Regions from separate parts of the Homo sapiens genome. Here region 2 is linked to region 1. Evidence: read pairs that join two places in POLR2A ChIA-PET (ENCODE). Cell type or tissue: B cell. All regions are shown on one strand.

What was found. Peaks named below come from ENCODE experiments on the same cell type or tissue, not always from the same donor. Only the 100,000 strongest peaks of a DNase experiment are listed, where the experiment ranks them.
Region 2: POLR2A ChIA-PET joins it to region 1 with 6 read pairs; 1 of 35 experiments calls an interaction of 5 or more read pairs at or near these places.

Annotation. Positions count from the first base shown.
Region 1 is chr11:119,221,185-119,225,184 of GRCh38, reverse strand. All of the region lies in intron 1 of CBL (Cbl proto-oncogene), which reads right to left. Among named protein-coding and RNA genes, the nearest start is that of CBL, 17 kb to the right of the region's middle. In B cell, no CTCF peak of the experiment used is centred here; no DNase peak of the experiment used is centred here; H3K27ac peaks cover 463 bases.
Region 2 is chr11:119,387,972-119,391,971 of GRCh38, reverse strand. All of the region lies in intron 1 of USP2-AS1 (USP2 antisense RNA 1), which reads right to left. Among named protein-coding and RNA genes, the nearest start is that of USP2-AS1, 8.2 kb to the right of the region's middle. In B cell, CTCF peaks have their summits at 1,714 and 1,914; a DNase peak (open chromatin) is centred at 1,897; H3K27me3 peaks cover 277 bases.

The sequences.
Region 1 (4,000 bases):
GTGGAGGTTGCAGTGAGCCGAGATCACGCCACTGCACTCATAGCCTGGGCAACAGAGCAAGACTCTGTCTCAAATAAATAAATAAATACATGCATACATACAAGCGCGCGCACACACACACACACACACACACACCCCAAAGAGTTTAGGATAAAACGGAGTACTTGCCTAATACCTCTGAAAAAAAGGTATACAGTTGACCCTTCAACAACATGGGTTTGAAAGCGTGGGTCTGCTTATACGAAGTTCTTTTTCAATAAAAGTTATACCAAGTGTGCCTGCCCCCTTGCCTCCCGCTCCACCTCTTCTATTTATTCCATCTCTGCCACCCGAGACAGCAGCCAACCCCTCCTCCTCCTACTCAACATGAAGACAAAGAGGATGAAGATCCACTTCCACTTAATGAATCGTAAATATTTTATCCTCCTTATGATTTTTTCAATGTTTTCTTCTGTAATCCCAGCTACTCAGGAGGCTGACGCAGGAGAATCGCTTGAACCCGGGAGGCAGAGGTTGCAGTGAGCCAAGGTCACGCCACTGCACTCCAGCCTGGCGACAGAGCAAGACTCCATCTCAAACAAACAAAAAATACAAAAAATAATGTTTTCTTTAATCTGGCTTACTTTATTGTAAGAACACATGATATAATACATGTATGTACAAAATAACATGTTAATAAGCTGTTTTATGTTATCAGTAAGGCTTCTGGTCAACAGTAGGCTATTACTGGTTAACTTTTGGCAGGGAGTCAAAAGTTATGTGTGACTTTCAATGGGGGGCAGTGGCTGGAGGTAATGAGGGGGACAGGGACTGAGGTGGATGGGACGTGGGGTGGTCTGTGCCCCTAACCTCCTAGCTGTTCTAGGGTCAACCACACATCCCTTCAACAACAACAAAAAACTAAACTAAAACCTGTATCATATGCAATCAATAAATGTTCATGACAATGTATCAGCCCTCACAATGTAACACAAAATGTTTCCAAAACATTTCATGAATTAGTATTTTTAAACTAGTACCATGTCCCCTCCACAAGTGTTATTTGTCCTTCTTTAGCATGTCACCTCTTAAAGTTCATTTGTATACTAAATGTCTGGTTTTCTCAAGATCTTTTGAAAATGAATCATCATGACCAGGGAAATCAGCACTGCACTAACTCTTAAGTCTTCAACTATGGAACACTAACACAGACCTCAAAGAATATACAGGTAGGTACTCTTTTTTCTTCATCTTTTAAGAGATAGAGTCTCAAAAAAAAATTGCCAGGGGCATTGGCTCACACCTGTAATCCCAGCACTTCGGGAGGCTGCAGTGGGCAGATCATGAGGTCAGGAGATCGAGACCAGCCTGGCCAACATGGTGAAACCCCATCTCTACAAAAAATACAAAAATTAGCTGAGTGTGGTGGCACGTGCCTGTAATCCCAGCTACTCGGGAGGCTGAGACAGGAGAATCACTTGAACCTGGGAGGCAGAGGTTGCAGTGAGCTGAGATCACGCCACTGCACTCCAGCCTGGCAACAGAGAGAGAGAGACGCTGTCTCAAAATAAATAAATAATAAAATAAATAAATAATAATAAAAAAAAATTTAGCCGGGCGTGGTGGCGGGCGCCTGTAGTCCCAGCTACTTGGGAGGCTGAGACAGGAGAATTGCTTGAACCTGGGAGATGGAGTTTGCAGTGAGCAGAGATCAGGCCACTGCACTCCGGTGTGGGTGACAGAGCGAGACTCTGTCTTAAAATAAAATAACATAACATAATAACATAACATAACATAACATAATTCAAAATAAAATATAAAACAAAACAAAATAAAATAAAGTAAAATAAAATAAAAACCAAAAATTTTAAAAAGGCCAGGCATGGTGGCTCATGTCTGTAATCCCAGCACTTTGAAAGGCTGAGACGGGAGGATGGCTTGAACCTAGGAGTTTGAGACCAGCTGGGCAAGATGGCAAGATCTGTCTCTTTAAAAAAAAAAAAAAAAAAAAAAAAAAAAAAGGAAGGGTGTGGGGTGGTTTGCTCTGTCACCCAGGCTGGAGCACAGTGGCATGATCATACCTCAAATGCTTTGAACTCCTGGACTCAAGAGACATTCCCAACTAGACCTCCCAAGTAGCCGGGACTACAGGTACACGCCACCACACCTGGATAATTTTTTAAACTATTTTTTGCAGCGATAGGGCCTCACTATGTTACCCAGGCTGGTCTCAAACTCCTGGCCTCAAGTTATCCTGCCTCCTGGCATCCCAAAATGCTGGGATTATATACAGGCAAGAGCCACCACGCCTGGCCATGCTCTTGATACTCTCGATATTAATATTCTTTGGAAAGGAAAAAAAGTCCTTATTATGTATAACCTCTTTTAAAAAATGGTTCCTAAAGGCCCTGTGTGAATAATTCAAGTCAATAGTTAACAAACATCAAAAACCCAAACAATCTGCCTATATTATTTAGTGAATTTTAAACTGGCAGTCATAGTTAACCTTCAAAAAACAAACATGAACCAAAAAACAAAAATTCACCAAAAAATTTCTAAAAGATACAAATATTTTCCTGCTTAGTCTGTCCTCCATTTGGCTAACTTTATTTTGCATTCCAAATCCTGCAGTGGCAAAAATGGCTGCCTTTTGTTTACTTCTGCCTGTACATTTACAGCATCACTCAGAACAATGTTAAAAAGAAACGTGCTTAGCTCCGGGAAACCAACAGTATCCTTGTACAGCTGCCATGCACTCCATTCATAATAGCTTTCTCACTGGCCTAGCTCCTCCCTTTGCTTCTGCCAAGACTCAATGGTCAATAGAAAAAATTTGGAAAGTGTTATGATCACAATAAAGAGGAATAAAACTATGCTTGAAAATTGCTAAACTTTTAAAGAGCAAAAAGTTATAGAGAACAACAATGCCTAAGCCTAATGCTGTTGTGAATACAGAATCTTTTCTAACACTAAGGAATCTGTGTTTCTAATTAGGCAGAAAACCATACACATGTAAGACTAAAATAAATATTTTTATCTCTAAAGACTCCAACTTATTGATACAAGCATTTCTCATTTTCAATGTTTTCCCATGTTAAAAATGAATAGTTTTATGCTACAAAAACAAGTATTCAATATGTGGAGCTATACATGTAAAATGTCATTATAATTTAAAAGGATGAATATTAACCTCCTGTCAAGAAGAGAGGAGGATACTAGAGCACAAGTCCAGAGACCTGGGCTCTAGTCTGGTGACTGACATTAACTGGCTATACAACCTCAAGCAAGTTATTTGCCCTTCCGGGTCTCTGTAAATGAAAGAGTTAGATCAATTTATTTCTAAAGTCTCTTAAAGCTTCAAATTTTAAAAACTCCATCTCAGAAACTTGAAGAAGTTTAACAGGTATAAATATATAGTGAAGCTTTTTTTTTTTTTTTTGAGACGGAGTCTCTCTCTGTTGCCCAGGCTGGAGTGCAGTGGCGCGACTTGGCTCACTGCAACCTCCGCCTCCCGGGTTCAAGCAATTCTCCTGCCTCAGCCTCCCAAGTAACCGAAATTACAGGCATGCGCCACCACGCCTGGCTAATTTTTTTGTATTTTTAGTAGAGAGGGGGTTTCACCATATTGGTCAGGCTGGTCTCGAATTCCTGACCTCGCGATCCATCCACCTTGGCCTCCCAAAGTGCTGGGATTATAGACGTGAGCCACTGTGCCCAGCTTATAGTGAAGCTTTTTTAAACGAAAACTCATGACTGTTTTTCAAAGACAAATCAGAAACCCATCCTTTTTTGTTTTTGGTTTAATTTTTAAATAAAAATAGAGATGGGGTCTCACTATGTTGCCTAGACTGGTCTTGAACTCCTAGGCTCAAGCAATCCGCCCACCTCAACCTCGCAAAGTGCTGGCATTACAGGATGTGCCACGGTGCCCAGCCGGAAACCTATACTTTTTTTTTTTTTTCTGAGATGGAGTCTCGCTCTGTCACCCAGGCTGGAATGCAGTGGTGTGATGTCAGCTCAC
Region 2 (4,000 bases), 170 kb before region 1:
CCCAATTCAAATGATCTTAAACAAATGTAAGTTCCTCATCAGATAGGTGCGATCTACCTGATCTACTGATTTATTTAATGGGTTAATTCTTGGCTTTTTGTATTTTTAGTAGAGATGGGGTTTCACCATGTTGGCCAGGCTGGTCTTGAACTCCTGAGCTCAATGTCTGCTCCAGAGAATTTTCAATTATTGGCTATTATTCTCCTTATAATCATGGTTTTCATCTCTGTAGTCCACTGTATCCTCTCAAGGGATTTGAATGCTTTCCAGCAGCATTCAGGTGTGAGACCCTAACCACTCACACATCAAACAATTGCCGTCAGGATTAGACAACTAGAAGAACGCAACAACCCCACCACTCAAGCCTATGATGACTCTGCAACTGCAGATAATGATAACTACCTGACCTTACATTCCAATGCAACTGTTGAGAATGACAACATCTACACGATTCTTTGTTCCAGTAACTAGTCAATAATGGTAACCTGGTTACCGAGAGTAATGCTATACTGTTCGGTCACACTCTCAGCTTGCTGGGAGAATGACCAAAAGCGGGGAGCTCTTAGAGTAAATTTAAAGAGATACTAGGCCTGAAGAATCCCTGAGCAGACAAAACCAGTGAGGCTTCATAACGAGACCTAAACCTTGCTTGATTTGCAAACATAAGTGAAACTTGACTTTTTTCTTATAAATGCCTATATTAAGGAAAAACAAATCATAGGCTCAACCAGTCAGAAATAGCCAAAACAGTTATACTATATAACCAAGGACTTTCCAACAGGATAGGCCAAATAAGGCAATTGTATAATTGCAAACAACCAAATAATTTATTGATTTTGCTTCTGTATTTACCCCATAAATACTTGCCCCTGATGGCTTGCCGCCAGAACAGACCTCTTCAGTTTGGTGTTTCCCAATTCATCAATTGCTTCTTACTCAAATAAACTCAAAAACATTATTGCGCCTCAGATTTTTCTTTAACGCAAGGAAATAGGGGCCACACACCTGCAGCCATGAGGAATTGGAGTCTACCAACAACCTGAATGAACCTGGAAGTCGATCCTTGCCCCAAGCCTCCAGACATGAGTCCAGCCCAGCTGACACCTTGAATTTGGTCTTGTGGGACCCTGACCAGAGAACCAGCTGAGCCCACCAGGACTTCTGACCTACAGGCTATAAGATAAGAAATGGATATTGTCCAGGTGCAGTGGCTCATGCCTGTAATCCTAGCACTTTGGGAGGCTGAGGCAGGAGGATTGCTTGAACTCAGGAGTTTGAAACCAGCCTGGGCAACATATGAGACCTCATGTCTATCATTTTTTAAAAAATAATAATAAAATAAATGGGTATTTTTTTAGCCACTAGATTTTGGGGCATGTGTTATACAGCAATAGAAAATATGGCAGGCAAATAAACATACCAGGGAAACATAATAGAGATGCTGGGCAGTGCTGAGTATGTCCATCTGAGGTCTGTGGTCCTGAACGTAAAGTGGACCTAATCAGGTGATCTGTATCTTCCAACTGTGTGAGTGCAGGCACAGGGAGGTGGAGAAGATGGCTTCAGCAAAGATCCAGGTGTTTCCAGGCAAGAACAGCAGAAAGAAGGAGGGGCAAAAAATTGAAGGAAGTTGGCAAAGGAGAGAGTCTAATGAGGCATTGTAGAGTCTACTGTGTAAGGACGTGAAGATGCTGGCGGGTGGGCAGATGAGCCACAATGAGAAAGGGACTCAAGAGGTCCAAAGTGACAGGCCAGCTCTCTGGCTGCTGACATCCCAAGATGATGAAGGAGAAGGGCAGAGAGGAAGACAATGGGCCAGGAGCCAGTTGTAAAGGAGATGAAGTTCCCTGAAGCCAGCAGCTGCCAGCAACAAAAGATGGCGATACCAAAACCAGACACCAGGAGCTCCAGAGAGCAGGGCTGCTTACCAGAAGAGAGGTAAGCAAGACACTTATCCCCACCACCTGTCAAAGTGACCGCACCTGGAAACAGGCTCTGCAGGTGTAATCAAGTTAAGATGAGGAGGGCCCTAATCTAATGACTAGTGTCCTTATAAAACAAGGGAAAGTTGGACACCGGGAAACAGGAGACAGAGAGAAGAAGGCCATGTGAAGACGGAGGCAGAGATTGGAGTGATGCAGTCACAAGTCAACAAACACCTGAGGCTCCAGAAGCTGGAAGAGGCAAGGAAGGATCTCTCTCTGTTGCCAGGCTGGAATGCAGTGGCATGATCACGGCTCACTGCAACCTCTTCCTCCCAGGCTCAAGTGATCCTTCCACCTCAGCCTCCCAAGTAGTTGAGGCTACAGGCCTGTGCCACCACTCCTGGCTAATTTTTTGTAAAGACAGGGTTTCTCCATGTTGCCCAGGTTGGCCTCAAACTACTGGGCTCAAGCAATCCACCCAACCCGGCCTCCCAAAGTGCTGGGATTGTAGGCGTGAGTCACCACACCTGGCTGCAACCTTTTTTTTTTTTTTTTTTTTGAGATGGAGTCTCGCTCTGTCGCCAGGCTGGAGTGCAGTGGCACAATCTCGGCTCACTGCAACCTCTGCCTCCCAGGTTCAAGTGATTCTCCTGCCTCAGTCTCCCGAATAGCTGGGACTACAGGCGCCCGCCACCACACCCGGCTAATTTTTTGTAATTTTAGTAGAGACGTGGTTTCACCATGTTGGCCAGGATGGTCTCGATCTCTTGACCTTATGATCCACCCGCCTTGGCCTCCCAAAGTGCTGGGATTACAGGCGTGAGCCACCATGCCTGGCCTGCAACTTTTAAATAGTTTTTCCTGCTTCCCCTTACCAAGGTTTCAAAAATCTCAGGATCTAATCTCAAACCAGGTCCCCCAAAGCTGTTTTGAAGACCACGATGGGGCCAGTGAGGGCAATAACTGGAAATCCTCAAATCAGAAGGTATTGGATGTCTGGATTAGCAACTTGACCCAAAGAGAATATCTAACAATATATCATCTGCATCAAAACAAACTGGATTTACCACTCTCTTGTTGGAACTGCAGGGAAATCCTAAAAACATTAAATCACCCAGGGATACGTGGAAATTACACAATACACACTACTACTAATTTCAGATCTGTTGTTGATAATTTATTTAGTGTGCTAAATTTTAGTTGTGATTCTAGTGAAGATACGGTATTTATCAGGCATTTCATAGGTCGTTCAGTTTTCTGAATCTTATCTTTTATCAAGGATCTTCATCTGCAAAACCTCCCATTGTTTCAGCAACCTAACCCTGTGATTAGGAAGGGAATACTCTCAAACCAGAAGAAATATAACAATAAAACCCCAAACTACGACAGAAGCAATGTGGGTGAAAAGGGGGAAATTTTAGGGTGGCTAAAGACGTAGAATCCATGGCGCCCACTGGATATAGGGGATATGATGACATCTTACAATATTATTTGTGGTTTCTTCCCCTTCTCTCCTATGGCCTCAGCTTGAGCAGCCCAGCTTTTGCGCTGATGTCTCAGTGAAAAGATGCAACAAAAACGAGGGGAAACAGAAAGCCACTTCTGACTTTTGAATTTCAATCGCCTAGGCAGGCCCTTAGGAAAACAGAAAGGACTCCCAGTCTGGATAGAAGATGTGCAGGAAATATTCTGGATAAAGCAAGGCCTCGCACTGATTTCACCCCAGTTCCATGACATGAGCACAACTCGCAGGCAAGAGCCAGCGGGAACGTAGTGACAGCACAGACAGTGGTGGGTTCTGTCCTCAGGCACCTGAGTGCAGAGAGACAGCAAAACCCCCAAGTAAGTTTCTGAGACCTGATGGCAGTGGAGCCCCAGAACTATATCCAAGGCAGAGCCTTAGGAAGGAGACAAGACCCCCCAAAAGAAGACATGGCTGCAGAGGGTAGCCTATTGTGGAGGCAGCTTGAACCATAGACAGTGCCACACTTTCTCATGCTACTCCAGGGCATGGGAGCAGTAGAATGAACCCTGTGTCCAAGAGCAACTGAGAGGTAGCACACAGACACCAGACC